2 separate regions of the Homo sapiens genome follow, and region 2 is linked to region 1. Evidence: chromatin loops called from intact Hi-C (ENCODE). Cell type or tissue: dorsolateral prefrontal cortex. All regions are shown on one strand.

Region 1 (8,000 bases):
TTCCTGCAGCAAACAGCTGATAGAATTAACTCAGTGAAAAATGAAAACTAATCAGAAAGGAACCTGCATTGGACCCAGATTTAGCTATCAGCTAAGCAAAGCTAATAGCTTTAAACAAAAACAAAAGCAATACAAAGAAACCAGATCAAAACATATACCACAAGAAGAATTATACAAGAAAATAATATCTATTTTCCATACTAGCAAATAAATAGAAGACATTGTGGCCTCCTTAAAATAAAAGGTCAAGGCCAGGTACGGTGTGGCTCACACCTGTAATCTCAGCAGTTTGGGAGGCTGCGGCGGGTGGATCAGCTGAGGTCGGGAGTTTGAGACCAGCCTGGCCAGCATGGTGAAACCCCCTCTCTACTAAAAATACAAAAATTAGCCGGGCATGGTGGTGGGCGCCTGTAATCCCAGCCACTCGGTAGACTGAGGCAGGAGAATCACTTGAAGCTGGGAGGTGGAGGTTGCAGTGAGCCGAGATTGTACCACTGCACTCCAGCTAGGGCAACAGAGCAAGACTCTGTCTCAAAAAATAAAATAAATAAAATAAAATAAAATAAAATGAAAGTTCAAAAACTAGATAAACAGGATTGAATAAGTGATAAGACAAATAAGGAGAAATAAAATTGTCTGTGAGAGAACAAGAAGGAAGTAGAAGAAGAAAATAAAACTCTAATGGGACCAAAAACCATATAGGAAGCAAAAAGCTGGGAGAGGAAGGAGAAGAACTTCTACTGATATTACCACAATTGTGAATAAGAAAAATCAAGCAAATAAAAATTTAAAAAACAGTTTTTACATGATATGAAAAAGTGATCATTTTGATTGGCAACTCGTATCTCAGACAAAAATAGTATCTCCAAAAAATAAGAGCTCCTGCGAATTGATAAGAAAAAAGACCAATAACTTTTTAAAATTAATTTTTTGCTTAAGAGGCATTACAGAATTTACAGAAAATAAGTATGTATAGATATAGATAAAACAGTGTTCGGAGGAATATCCATATCTTTAAACATGACTATTACAGGAAAGAAAATAATTATAAACGTATTACCATTCATCTCATGAAGTTGGTTAAAAGAACAAAAAACAAATCTGCAAAGTAGAAACAAGGAATTGATTAAAAAAATAAAGTCAGAAGTTAAGGAATTAGAAAATAAAAAAGAGACACACTAATAAATCAAAGAGTTGGTTTTTTCAAAGAGAATAACAGAACAATAAACAAACCAATATCACATGATTTAATTACTAAATGAGAAATCCCACAAATGCACAAAATTGGAAATACAATGGGGAAATAACCAGAGAAATGGAGGAAATTAAAATGATTATAATGAATACTTTATATATATATGTGAAAAATTTGAACATAAGGGATAAATTTTAAGTAAATATAAATTACAGGAAAAGACTCAAGAGAAATACAAAAGAAATTCAGAAAGTTTCTGGGCTACCACTAAAATAAATAAATTGTGTGTATGTGTGTATACCTGTGTGTGTATCTACTAAATGAATAAATCAGTCAACTTTGTAAAGAGACAATTTTATTTCTTCTTACCTCTTAAATGTGTTACCAACTTTTTTCCATTAGCATTGAATAGTCAAGAAAACATCACACTAGATTTCTGTTTTTTCTTGCATGAGTAGATATCTTGTCTCATTGATTTGCTTTACTGAGTCATGTGGAGCCAAGTAGAGAAACAGGCTGACTCGGCATCCCTCACACAGATTTCTTCTGGCTTTAAGGGAGCCACCTAAGAGAGTTTGGGTAGACAGGATAATGAAAACAGCCCTGGTTTCTGGGCTTGGTTCTTTTTATATTGCTTCCTTAAAATATGCAGCATTTACAGCCATTGCTTTGTGGCTTTATTTTTTTTAATCCCTCAACTGAGACATTTAGACTAGATGAGTGGCTCATTTCTTTTCCCAGAAAAGTGTGCCTATCCACAAAATTTTGAGGCTACACAGTCTTCCCAAACATCCTCTCTCCACCTGGAGCTTTAGGCCATGGGTTAGATCATTTTAAATTACTTCAGCTCTAACATTCTACAGCCTCAGGGAATATACAGTTTTAAATTGAACACAAGCTTCAGAAAGAGTGATCGTTATTATGAGAAGCAGAACACAGTGATTACACTTTGACTCTGGAGCCAGACCACCTTAGTTCAAATTTTAGCCCCTTTATTTACATAATGCAGGGCCTTGGGTAAGTTACTTAACCACTCTGTGCTTTAGTTTCCTCGTCTGTAAAATGGAGAAAATAATAGTAATCACTGTAAATAGTAGTCACTAAAAAATAAAGGTTGTTATGAAGGTTAAATGGGTGTATACATATTAAGCTCTTACAGCATACCTCTTAATGAATGTGAGGGATTACTATGTTTCTTACTAGTTAAGATGAAGTATCTCAGCACAGAGATGAACACACCACCTATCTCGCTATGAACACACCATCTACTCCCTATGAAAAATCCTGTTTATATTTTGGTCGTGGCTGAAATATCAACTTTTTCCATGTGAACCTGTAATCGGGTCCATTATTCTGCCATAAAGTAGTAGTTATGAGTGTTGCTATATACAGGATGTTTTGGGAAAGATTTCCTGATTTTGGCCGGGCGCAGTGGCTCACACCTGTAATCCCAGCACTTTGGGAGGCTGAGGCAGGCGGATCACTCGAGGTCAGGAATTCAACACCAGCCTGGCCAACATGGTGAAACCTCGTCTCTACTAAAAATACAAAAATTAGCCAGGCGTGGTGGCGGGCACCTGTAGTCCCAGCTACTCAGGAGGCTGAGGCAGGAAAACAGCTTGAATCCAGGAGGTGGAGGTTGCAGTGAGCCGAGATTGCGCCATTGCACTCCAACCTGGGCAGCAGAGCAAGACTCCATCTCAAAAAAAAAAAAAAAAAAAGATTTCCTGATTCTATTGCCTTAATTTGGGGCTGTTATTAAGAATCTCTTATCAGATCCTCAGTAGAGGAGATGATTAAATTAAACCAGGGGTTAACTTGATCCAAGCTAGGCAATTATTTTTTCATATTTTCCTTGTTTTTGTAAAGTCTTTTTGCTATGCATGTGTATATAATCTGTGACCTAGGGACAACTACTTTCTTTGAAAACCATAATAACATGATAAGTATAAAATTATGTATTTACTTAACAATACAAAGCATATATCATTTTCCTTGAGTGGCAAAGTTGAGGAATTAATTAAAAACAAATAGTAGTTTGATAATTTAGTGTATAAATATCAACTGTCAATTAGAAAACAAAACACAAAACAATCACTGCATACAGTTTCAGGTAAGACTTATAGTTTGCTATGCCTTTATTCTCATTGGTAGAAAGCATTTTAATGATTTACTCATGGTCACAGAGGAAGTGTATCCAAGTTACAATTAAATTTCAAAATATTGAACTAGCTTATATAGAGCCAATTTTATCTTGAATTTAAAAACAGTTGTATAGAATAGAGTCACATAAAGTATCAAAGATTGCCTTGGTTGTATATGGAAGATAAAAGCCAGGTTCTTACACTTAAAAGAAATGTTGATTTATGTTGAATTTCAAAAGAAATGATTAGATTATCCCTGTTGCCTAGTTAGCACAATTGTCTCAGTGCTCTGACCTTGGTTTGTTAAAAAAAAGAAAAAAGAAAAGAAAACAGTGCTTTCCTAGGGAACCAGGGACTCTCTCAATACTTACCATGTTTATATTTTTACATGAAATTTAATATTTTGAAAATGTATGAACCCAACATGACTACTCTGTCTACAGGTTTTATGTTGGACTGTTGCCATCTGTGGTTGTGAAGCCAAGTGTTCTGCTGGGGCAGAATAATCAAATCAAAGTTAATGGGGTGACCATCTAAGCAGGGCTCTTTGTCATTAAGGTCCACTCTTGTGATAGTAGCACATTATCCTGCTGATTGGATTTGTAGGAAGGCATCCACCTGTGGCCCACATTGGCAGAGAGGAGACTTACTGCAGAGGCAGCCCTGGCGAAGGAGAAGCAGGAGGTAGCCGCCCTGGGCAGCAGATTCTTTTGCTGAAAAGCCAAAGCGTGCAGGACAGCATAAGCAATATTAGTAGATGGGTGATTGACATAGTATTTGGTTGATTTAGGTCCCAAAGTAAAGTAACCAAAGGCAGAGGATTAGAAACTGTATCATTAGAGAGGAATGACTTGTCTTGAGCAGGGAAAAAACAACTACATGTAGAGACACTGAGCCAGCTGATCAGACAAAATTTAAGCACGTGGGGCCCTTTACCTCCATCTCAGGAGTGATTTTTCTCTGTTTGGACGAGAGCTATTGTAAGAATTTCCATGTCTGTTGGGGGCACAGAGGTTCTCACAGACTATGGTAAACATGATTTGGCTCACACGCTCTCATAATCAGGCTGACTTGCACTGAAACAGAGAGTGCTCTATAGCGGTGCCAGGCCTCTAGCAGTACCAACTGTTAAATAATAAACAGGCCCTGTTTGTTGGCAGCCTCTTCCCCTCCTGCCAACATGGAGTGCCCATTTTCTGGGTTTACCTGCCCGCATGTGTTCAGACACTCAGAACAGTGTGTGTGTTGTGTGAGTTGGTGGTGGCATGGAGGCATCAGTCTACATCTAATCTGCTTAGTTTATTATTCTCTCAGGACCTCGGGTGAGCTAGCAAACACGCGGGGCTCTGGCAGCACGAACAATGGCTATGCTGTCATTCTAGATAATATTACAGGCTTTGCAGAGTGCATCAGCTAATTGTTTTTCTTATGTTCATTTTTGTTTCTTCAAATTCTCTCTCTTCCTTTGAGCTGGTTTGTAGGAAGTGGGGATTAGGAGGCATAAGAGTGGTTCTGTCAATTAGATGCATTACTTCCTGAAAGCTAGAAAGTATTTGGGTTGTTGGATTTTAATGCAGTATGTATATAGTTAATTCACATTGATAGTGAGCCACGCATTCAGTCAATCAACAAGTGCTTACTGAAGGCCCACAGGGTGCAAAGAACCCTGGACTAAGTGCTTAAACTTGACTCCATGTGCCTTACTGTGTTATTGCACAAGTGCTGGAGTAAGGTTGGAGTTTTCCCAGATTCCAGGTACCCAATGACTACAGTAGATTATGAAAGAGCAGTTCAGGTGAGAGCCAAGCTAGAAACACACACATGCAAACCTCAGAAAAAAAAGGATTCCCAAAAGTCCTCTATTTTGTCATGGAGACTTTTTTCTCCATTTCACTGGTCCCACGAAAAGGCCCTTGATAATCTGAGTTTTATATTGCATTTTTGGCCAAAGGAATTTCATATGTTTCACAGATGAAATAATTAAAAATAGACTCTCTTAATTCCTATAAACCCTCTTCATCCCCCACCCTCCCAGTAAAGCCCAGGATAAATAGGCCGTGTTACCATTTCCAGGAGGCTTTTGGTTGATCAGTGTAAATGAGGCATATTCAAAGTTGGTGATCAGGGATATGTAGTGTTAGGTGGGGAGGGTAACTATGAAGCATGTAGTGTTTCTTTTTTTTTTTTTCTCATGAACCAATTCTAAAGGTAAGGTCCCAAATCTGAAGTAATGACGGTATCCCTGGAGTGACTTTCTTCCAAGGTGACCATTGTGAAAAATAGCCCTTGTGAGAAGCCTATAGATTTGTTTAAAAAATTAGTCCGATTCCTTTATAATCATGGCTCACACATGATGAAGCTATTAATTGGTTGTGGTACTAAAACCATTTGCTTGAGTGAAATGAAACTTCTCCTCTCTCAGATCACTAAATATACTTTAACTGTGGAGTAATCATTCCGTTTCTTGGACTAAGATATTTTTAGATCAAGAGTAAATATTTGAAGTAAGAACTCTGGTGACAGCGCTGGGAGTGTTTCAGAAAGTTAGGATGGTAATCTCATATTCAGTCTAATTTTCCCTGAATTCATGCCTCAACAGTGTGTAATGAATACACTTATGGTGGAGTCATTTTCCTTTTATGAGAAATGCAAGGCCCCATCTTCTTATTATCTTTTAAGAAAGATTTCTCTGGTTTATAGTGTCAGAAGTGGTTTTAAAAATCCAGGCAGTATTGAATTCACACAGAATGGTTCAGAAAAGCCTGGTAGTAAAATTCATAGAGAAACAATTGTTTAAAATGCAACTAGCATTGTATAGCAAAATAATGAATTTGTATTCTCTACTAGTCTCCTGTTGGATCCATATCCTCTTGTCATTGAGTTCTCAAAGGTTTCATCCAAAAGAACTAGGCTCAGATTGATTACCCTTCATCCAAGCAATTTTGCCTGTTTGCACTAGGCCTCCTCCTAACTAGCAGGTCTCAGTGCCCTCACCAGGACACTCCCCAGATTGGCTCTAGGAGAGCTCTCATTTCTCCCTGTGTCAGGCTGCTTGCAGCTAGCATCAAACACAAGCTCACCTATGCTCTCGAGTTTTCAGCATTTAGTCTGTTGTGGATGGAAAAGTAGATATCAAACTCTTTAGAATTGTATCTAAAAAGAATAAAGAGCCTTTGAGTGAGGGCCTGAGGAGCAAGCTCTCTGAGGAGGAAAGCTCATCAGTATGGTGAATTCTCTCAGCTGCTTGACCGCTTTGTCTTCAGTGTTCCAGTGAATTGCATTTTGATTTCATACACATGCATACAAACACACAGACACACACATTATATAGGTATATGTAGGTGTGTATACAACCCTATTATACTCTCTATAATGTGTATGTCTCTAACATACATATCTCTTGTGTGTTTATCTAACCACCTATCTATATCTCTGGTAATTGTCATTGTTCCCAGTGATTTAGACATTAAAATCTATGAAAATAAGCAGCATCTTTTGAGTACCTATTTAAGCACCCACATACCTGGAAGTCCTCAAGGTGCTTATAAATTTCCACTAGACTCTTAATTCATATGGTCAAGACAAGTGCAGTTGAGCACCAATGTAGCATATTACCTTATTACTCATTAAAAAATCACTGCCCAATTTAGTGTTTCGCATAATATAAGAATGTATTTGTTGTATATAATAGAAAATATGTATATAATTACAATTGACATTGGTTGTTGGTAAAATGGGATTGCTGGAATAGCGCTTAAACAAAACAAATAGTACTGACCTATTAGAAAAATTAATTATGAAAGAAAAGTAATGGATTATAGTTGCAGATAATGGTTTTGGGGACACTGCTGGTTGAAATTCATCCTGAGGCTTATTTACAATTGGCACAATTAGAGCTTTTGAGAATTCAGCAGCCTTGATTTATTTGCAGGGGTTCATATAGCACTTGAGTCACGGGCGAGGTGAGGCACAGAGGTGGGTAGGGGACTTACTGCTTTACATTTAAGTTCTATGGAATTTCACATTTCTATTTTGGGGAAGAAAGGATTGTCTCTAGAGAGAGAGCATCAGGTTCTTTAACAAGATTTAATAAATTTGGGTCCTTGTATCGATCAAACTTCATACTAGATCAGATAACAAAAAATTGAATATGGCTTTGCACTAGAGGCTATTTTATTTTCTGTGCTGCCAATGAACTAAGTTTCTATAATTTTGCTTTCACTATTTGAAATTTTAATTTATCCATCAGATGTTTATTGATACCTAATGTGTATTCAGTACTTTACTAGCCACTTGGGATCCATCAGTGAAAAGATAAGTAACTCATGTAGTATGTTAGGAGATGATTAGTGCACAATTCATTTATGAATGACCCATAAAAGAATAAGTTGATAAATTAGATTTCATGAAAATTAAAAAATTCTGCACTTTGAAAACATTATTAAGAAAATGAAAAGGTAAGCCACAGACTGTAAGAAAATATTTGCAAAGAATATATCTGATAAAGAACTTATATCCAGAAAATACAAAGAACTTCGAAAACTCAATAATATACAACATATTATTTAAATGGGCAAAGATTTGATCAGGCACTTCACCAAAAAAAAAAAAAAAAGAAAAAGAAAAAGATGGTATATGATGAGCACATGAAATGATGCTCA
Region 2 (8,000 bases), 53 kb before region 1:
ATAGAGTAGTGAATAAAGTAGTGTGGCCTCTATGGAGTATACAATCTAGTGGGAAAGAAAGAGATAATAAACACATAAGCCAATAATCACCCCAATAATTTAAACTGTCATATATGCCACAAAAGAATAAAATAGTGGAGGTATCTGTCTCAGGAACTATAGCTAGAAGAAGTTTTTTAGAGAAAGTATAAGAACCACATAATTGGTTAGGAACTGCAGAACTCTTTCAGTGAACTCTGTGTAACAGTTTCTTCCATACCGAGTATCTGTTAACAGGTAGGATTTGGACAACTCATTCTTGTCCAATGTGGGGCCAAACTAACGAGGCTTTCTAACCTGGTGTTAACATTTGAGACTCAAATTCTCATATTTTAAGTTTGTACTGATTAAGAGGAAAAATAGGTAGAAAAAGCACAAGAAAATAGATTGGAAGATTAGTCCTTTAAAGATTGGGAATAACTTGTTTACGAATGTGATTCCTTAATTTTTTATGCAGTGTGAATTTTCTTAATCATCAAGAATACAAGCTAACACAATTCATGCAACATTCCTTTAGCCAATATTTAAGACCTACCTACCACACATTATGTACTGTGCTAAGTAAAAACTACAGATGTAATGGTGAATAAGATACAAATGCTGGTCCCCAAGTTTACAGTCTTATGTAAAAGACAATTCCAGTGCAATAAAATGATTATTATGACAGGATTAGACACAGGATATCAGATTCTGGAGGAGATAATATCTAAACTAAGACCCCAGGGATGTATACAAGCAGGCCAGTAAAATTTTCACATTTTCTGAGAATAAATCATTGATTTCAATAGCCATAACTTCAAGTTGAGGATATTTTGAAAATATAATTTTTAATATTTTCTAAATTTTAGGTTCTTAAATACATTTTTAAATTAGCTCTTAAACTTTTATTTTAAAAGTTGTGAAGTTTAAGTTAAGTCATAAAAACCCAACAGCTATTTTCTCTAGAATATGCTGTGAAGTGTGGATTATAGGACAATTAGAATTATTAACACTTAGTGTATTGTAGATGAGGTTTCTACTTGAGAGTTCAAATTTATCATGTTTATACATGAAATTTGATATTAAATTCTTTCATTTTAAGTGGCATTAATTATAGAAAATTCAAATTTTGCAGTTTTTGTAAATAAGCTTTAGTTTTTCGTGGATTTTATAGCTTTATTACAGCTTATCTGACCTAAGGTCTAGACAGATCAACTGTGCCGTTGGGTTAACGGTGTTTACCATATGATTTCCTTTTCCTTCTTTATTGCACTTTATCTGTTTCCAGTTCACAGTGTTGATTAATAGATAACTGTGCTCCTCATACTTCCTCTTTCTTATAGGCAGATAGCTTTTCAAAATGAAGGGCCAGACCTAGCTCAGTAATTTACAAAATAAGCATAAGTTTTTCAAGTCTACTTGACAATTTATAGTTCTTACTCTTCATAGGACTTTCTGTTGAGAGAAACCACAGAAGCCAGGTACCTCAATTTTCAAAAGTAAAATTGGCTTTATTGATGAGTAAAGTGTACATTTTATAATAACCATATAATAATGATACAACATCCAGCTCTGTAGTGGGTCCAGAAGGACTAAATACATATTAAATAAAATAAAATTATTTTGAATTACATAGTCTTCTCTCAAAATATCAAATTTAAATGTAAAGCATGTAAAATAGTCCTGTGGATGCTTCCTCAGTCATGGGTGAAATTCTTTTTGTTTAAATTTAGGTTTAGAGCTCTTCTATGGAGTGGTTGTACCCACAGGCCCAGGTGAGATCCTTGTTAGTACTCTAAGTGAATTAGCAAGTAGATTTATTAATGGCTTAAGGGGCATCTCTAGCCAGGCCCAACTAGTATGAAGGGAAGATGAACTATTTCTGTATTCTGTAACATAGAATTGGACCTATCCCACTGGAGAACACAGCTATGCCAACCTAGAAGTAAAAAGAACTTCAAACAAACAAACAAACAAACAAACACTCTATAGTATATCTGCATCTGGAATGGTGCTAATAGTAACTTCACCCAATGCGAGTGAAACAACTCTAGCAATTACATGAACTGTGTGGGAATCTGAAGACACGCCACTTAACAACTCAGGATCTGTGCTGTCCTTTAAATCAAAACACAAATAAGGACTAGAACAACATCAGTATGCATCCATTTCTGTCTTCCCAGCCATAAGAAAAAAACTGACTCTAACGTTTTTTTTTACTTAGAGTTGCAAACCTCATATATAAGGCTCTGGTCATCTGCAGGATCTCCTTAGAATACATAAAAAGGTGATAAGTGCCTACATGTGATTGCTAAGACCATTACACGGCACCTTGGTCCAATTCCAGTTGAGTAATTATATTCATTTTGTCCTTATTTTCCTTTTCCTGATTGTTTCAGTTAAATGTGGAAAGTGATCCTTCATTTTTCACCCAGAGAAGTTCGGCAGTGTTGCTGCACGTATTATTTAGACTTTACTGCCTTTCTTTTCAGTCATAGGAATGGAGCTTAAAAGTGCTGGTTAGAATTGTTATTGTGGCTATTACTATTGTTGCAGTGTTGCCTGATTCAGAAATGTTCTGTGAACATCAAGCACATGACTGGCTTTTGGATGAGCTGCTGGACTGTAGGGTGATGTCTTCAACAAGCCTTCTTTATCTCCTTACTCCTTGCCTAGCTTAGTTCCTTAGCTTAAAGGGACAGACATGCTTTCCCTTTTCATACAACTATGATAGTACTAACAGTTCCCTTTTATCAAATGCTTACCTCATGGCTGGCACTGTGCTAGTTCCTTTATATGGCTATAACATATAACCTGCATAGACAACCTCGTAGGGTGAGTAACATGATCACCATTTTACAGACAGAAAATTTAAATTGCTTAGGATCACAGAACTAAAGATGGGGAGCTGGAATTTGATTCCAGGTTTGTTTGATGGCAAAAGCTAAGTGCTTAACTACCACCCTACCTCATAACTCTACTGCTTCCCAGAACTCTGAGCCCCAGTCTATGGATCACTGATCACACAAATAGCTTCTTACCTTCTCTTAGTGTTTGTCACCACTTCACACAGATTGACCCCATTGACCTCACATTGGAATAATCCTGCAGCACTGGCCTCAGAAGGGCATTGCTGATTATGTTTACAGGCCAGCAGGAAACTGAACTGCTATTGAGAGAATCTCTATGCTGAATCATTTTATCTGCATAACAAAAGTGGTTTGCTCTATCTTCTTTTCTTTCCCTGGTGGTGTTGTCATAACAGTGTCTTTTAGCAGGATTAACCAGTAACTAACTTATTTGCTTTGGTTTCCAATAAATAACTGCAGCCTGTTAATAATTGTGCATGTGTTTTATGTGGCCTCAGATAAACTGAGACAATCTTACACATCTGCATTCCAGATTGGGTCACTATTCCTTCATACTTAATCTCCTATTATGTAACTGTCCATTAACAAAAAATAGATCACATAAGGAAAAAACTTAAATACTTAATTTGCTAGTGCATTAATAAGTGATACTAATACACATGACTTTTTATTGTTACCTAAAGATAGGTGTTTGCTCAGAAATATAAAAAATAAACCTAGTGTATGTTTTCTTGCTTTAAAATGTACCAAATCTGTCACAAATGCTTTGAACTGTATTGTGTTTACTTCTTCATGTGAGCTGTGTCTAAACATTTTTTAGTGTTTTTAAATTGTTAGCTCAATGAGGGTAAGGTGTGTCCTAATTTATCTGTTAGCACGTTGCAGTGCCAAACACAGCACCATGCAGGCAGTAGATGCTCACTGAATGTGATTGAATTAGTGAATAAGTTAGGCTGTGCTAGGTTGAAGAGATTTGAAGTCCTAAATTATTCTTGCCATCATTTCACTCTGCATAATAAGTAAAGAAGTTTTACTAAGATGATTTAAAAATGTGTTATTGAATTACTTGTGTAGATTCCAAAGCACTGGGATAAAAAAGACCCTGGCTATGCCCCTTTGAGGAAGCAGTGAGGGTGTTTCTCACTGTAGGCACAGTTACTGGGTTTTATTTGTGACTGAATTAATTTATTTCTCTTAGGAAGGTTACATTTATGAATTCAATATAGCATTTTATAACTTTTTCCTTTTACCCCTACCCTACCTACTATTATTTTTTCCTATTATAAAAGTCATGCTTATTGTAGATAATTAACTATATATGAAAGTAAAAAGAAAAAATTAAAATCATCCAAAGTCTTATTATCCAGATATAATCACTCTTAATTCTTTGTTTTGTTCTTTGTTTTTTCTTATTCACATAATTTCATACTGTCCATGTAATTGGTAGTCTACATGTTTATATAATATTTTAGCATCATAATACTATAAATTTGCATTTTTCCGTAAAATTTAAAATATTCTTTAAAGTACCTTGTTAAATTTTGCCAAATATTCCTTTATATAGATGTGCTATGCTTTATTTAATTATTTTTCTATTAGATATTTAGGTTGCTTATAGTTTTTTACTGTCATAAAAATTATCTTTTTTACATAAATTTCTGTTGGTTTTCTATTACATTTGATTCCTGGGACTAAAATTACTGAGTAAAAATATTGAACTTTGGGTTCTTGATACATAGTACTCAGTGGGTTTCTAGAAAGTCTTTTGTAATCCACATTCCCATCAGAATATACGAAGATGTTGTTTTATTGAGCCATCATCAAAATTATTACCTCTATATACTTTTAAGCAGTATTATAAAGTGGACTTACTGACTATAATGTGTTGCTGTAATCGACTGTGCTCAGAAGAACTATATAAATTAAACATGTCCGTTTGCTTTCAAAAAGAATTTTTTTTTTTTTTGAGATGGAGCCTCTCTCTTGTCACCCAGGCTGGAGTGCAATAGCGTAATCTCGGGCTAGTCTCGAACTCCTGACCTCAGGTGATCAGCCCACCTCAGCCTCCCATAGTGCTGGGATTACAGGCGTGAGCCACCACTCCTGGCTAGAACTAGGAAATATTTTTAAGAGTACCAGTAGTTCCCAGGCTGTATGTTGCAATACAGTTTCCACCTAAATCCAAATGTTTTTCAGGTCTAATTGTAAACTGCTACTTTTGTTTAATGTGGACTTACATAGTCTTCTGTATCAATACCTACTTCGCTGGCAGTTTTGTCAAAGTGTGTTGAGTTGAGGCATTTTGCATTATATCCGACGTGGTGTTAGCATTCCTTCTTGTAGCAATCAATTTCATTTCTATTTGCTGTTGTAACTCAAAGTTAACGAACATTCAAAGTTTACTTTCATTTATTCATGCATTTTTTTGTGGACTGCTCTACAAAAGCACCTTTCTTCCTTAACAACATTCTATCCAAACTGAGTGCAGATGAATCTGAGTAGTTTCATTTTAGAGAGCAGCAGTCATATTTGTATTAGGAAGGCAATAGTCTTGGAAGAATACCAAAAAAAAAAATCATTTTAAAGTGTTTGCCTCGTCCTCTAGTGAAAGCATTTGAGTTTCAGAGGCCATGGTGAGTCAGAGTCCCTTGCTAGTGCTTATGATACACTGCTAAGGGACTCTGTGTGTGTGTGTGTGTGTGTGTGTGTGTGTGTGTGTATATATTTTCAGATATATGAAATATCCTATAGGGAAAATATTGATAAAAAATAATTTACCTCTTTATGCACTGAAACTTTTCCTACTTCTCTGCAGGAATTGTTGCAACATAAATACTGGTTCCAACTTAGTAAATTAATTTTTACTTATATATTTCTTTTACATTTCAGAATTGATGAATTGCAAGTTTGTGCCCCATAGCTGCACAGGTATGTATATGAATTACCTATAACTATGTAAATCTATATATTAACTAACAAGTTATAATATTTTTATGTATTAAAATTGCTTATAGATTTCATAATGTAAAAATGTTAATTCTTGATTACTTACAGATAATGACAGCTTCAAAGGATAGTACATTTTATACATATATTTTATTTTATTCTATTGTAAGAATCAAGTAAACATTTCTAAGATTTGATAAGGCAAATAATTTTAATTACAAAGCATTCATCTGGTGAAGAGATTATTTTATGGAATTGTACTATTAAAGTGAACGGTGATGTGGGGTCAGACCATTGCAAAACCACAGTTTTGCCATTATTGTTTTATTTAAACTTTTTTTTATTTTGCTGCTTTTGAGTTTATTTTCTGTGATGGTTGCTTTAGGTATGGAGTGGTTGCAGATGTACTGTCTGCTCCACTGTCTCAAGCACTAGACGAATGGGAAAAAAAAATGTTTGCACCTGTTTAAAATCTCAACCATGCAGTGTTGTGGTTCCTGGGCAACAGGCAGGAATTCTCAAAAGCTTGGTTGCACCTGCTCAATTGTTGCTTGCAGCTGTGTCATATGAGTGAGAGCACAGAGAAGCTTGTTAGCAGTGTGCTTGTGCTCTTACGTGTTTTGTGTACTCTGACTCTGAAAGATTCTTACTTGATGTAGACCTTGAACTGTTACATTGGTTTATTCTAAAACTCACTGGTTTTAGCTTCTGAATATTTTCTTTAAATCCTCTGTTTTATGACTCAAATATTTTTTTTTTAGTAGCTGTTGACTGCCCTAGATAATGTGTATGCCAACTTCTCGAAAGAATATCTGGGAGAGTAGATCTCTTCAGATAACTGGGTTGATAATAATTTTTGTCCTGGTAGAGACATTTTGTGTTTGGCTCAATTTCACCGTGTTGGCAGCCCCACTATGTGAGGCTGGATGTAGTTATTGATCCATTTAGCTGAACAGATTTGAAAGCATTTGGCTATTAGTGGACACATGGGGCATATTCAGAAAATTTAAGGGTATATTGTAAGATAATTCCTTAATTTGTGCATGTGTTTCTGTTGCTGTTGGGGTAGAAGTGAGAGAGAAAAAAAGTGAAGATTAAATAGTAATTCTAAAAGAGGGGCTAAAATCCAGATGTAGATTTTATGGAATATTATTCTTTAATTTAACAAATGCTAGATGCTTGGTATTTTTTCACAAATGTTACTGGTAATGATATTAAATGTATTTTAGTTGTGGCTTTGTATGTTTTCTGACAGATATCTATATTTTTGATATAGACAAGCTATTATAGATTGTATATTTTACTAATAGGTAAAGTTCTATAAATGCAATAAAAAGCTGCAACTCAATATTAAAGATATTTAATTAATTTATTCAGTAGGCTCAAATTTCTCATATTGAAAACATCCAAATGACTTGCATTACTCTCCTTAATGTATTCTTTTAAATGCTGAGGAGTTTCCGTCGGTATTTAGTAACATAAATCTGGTCTTAGAGTTGGTGTGTCTTTTCCTTTTATTGGCCCATTTGGAATCCTTTTTTGTATTTTTAACAAATCACTTTGGTATTAATTTAACCTCTTTGGAAGTAGGAAACACAGTACAAAGGTAAGTAGAGGATTGCCACAGCCTCTTATACAATGCCTTGTACATAGTAGTTGATCAGTAAATGTTGAATGAATGCATTTATGAATAAAACATTTCTGGAGTTGTATTAGAAATAGAGGGATTGTGTCCTAAAATCTTATTACTTGTTATACAGTTTAGATAAGTCTTGATGGCCTTTAGTTCTCATACTGCCAGTTACATAGATATGAGAATACTGATAAATTCTGTCCTTAAAATGAGAAATTAATGTATAAGAACTGATCCTTTTTGACTATTTTAATGAATAATTGAAATAACACTATTTGCAATGTGCTTTAAACTAACTTTTACTTATTACAAGAAGTCTGTATGTTATTCCCATTATACACATAAGGCTGAGGCATTAATGGCTAAGTTACTTGTCACCTTGGAAATACTTTGCAGCCCATAAATAAACAAATCTATGTTATATGGTTAATGCCTCGTCTTTCCTGAGCACTGGCTTATGCTTCTCCCTCCCTATCTCTATCTCACTAAAACACAAAAATAAAATGTGTGTTTAATTCCTTTGGGTCAGTTAA

The links. A loop is a pair of places that touch in the nucleus more often than their neighbours do. Peaks named below come from ENCODE experiments on the same cell type or tissue, not always from the same donor. Only the 100,000 strongest peaks of a DNase experiment are listed, where the experiment ranks them.
Region 2: it touches region 1 in a loop (2.6-fold over the local background); 3 of 110 quality-filtered maps call a loop at or near these places.

Annotation. Positions count from the first base shown.
Region 1 is chr3:114,844,815-114,852,814 of GRCh38, reverse strand. The region is part of intron 4 of ZBTB20 (zinc finger and BTB domain containing 20); the gene reads left to right. Among named protein-coding and RNA genes, the nearest start is that of ZBTB20-AS3, 24 kb to the left of the region's middle. In dorsolateral prefrontal cortex, no CTCF peak of the experiment used is centred here; DNase peaks (open chromatin) are centred at 3,986 and 4,444; H3K4me3 peaks cover 1,191 bases; H3K27ac peaks cover 6,752 bases.
Region 2 is chr3:114,898,120-114,906,119 of GRCh38, reverse strand. It overlaps ZBTB20 (zinc finger and BTB domain containing 20), which reads left to right. Exons shown (of 12, transcript NM_001348800.3): 4 at 5,778-5,816. Among named protein-coding and RNA genes, the nearest start is that of ZBTB20-AS3, 29 kb to the right of the region's middle. In dorsolateral prefrontal cortex, no CTCF peak of the experiment used is centred here; no DNase peak of the experiment used is centred here; H3K4me3 peaks cover 1,452 bases; H3K27ac peaks cover 5,493 bases.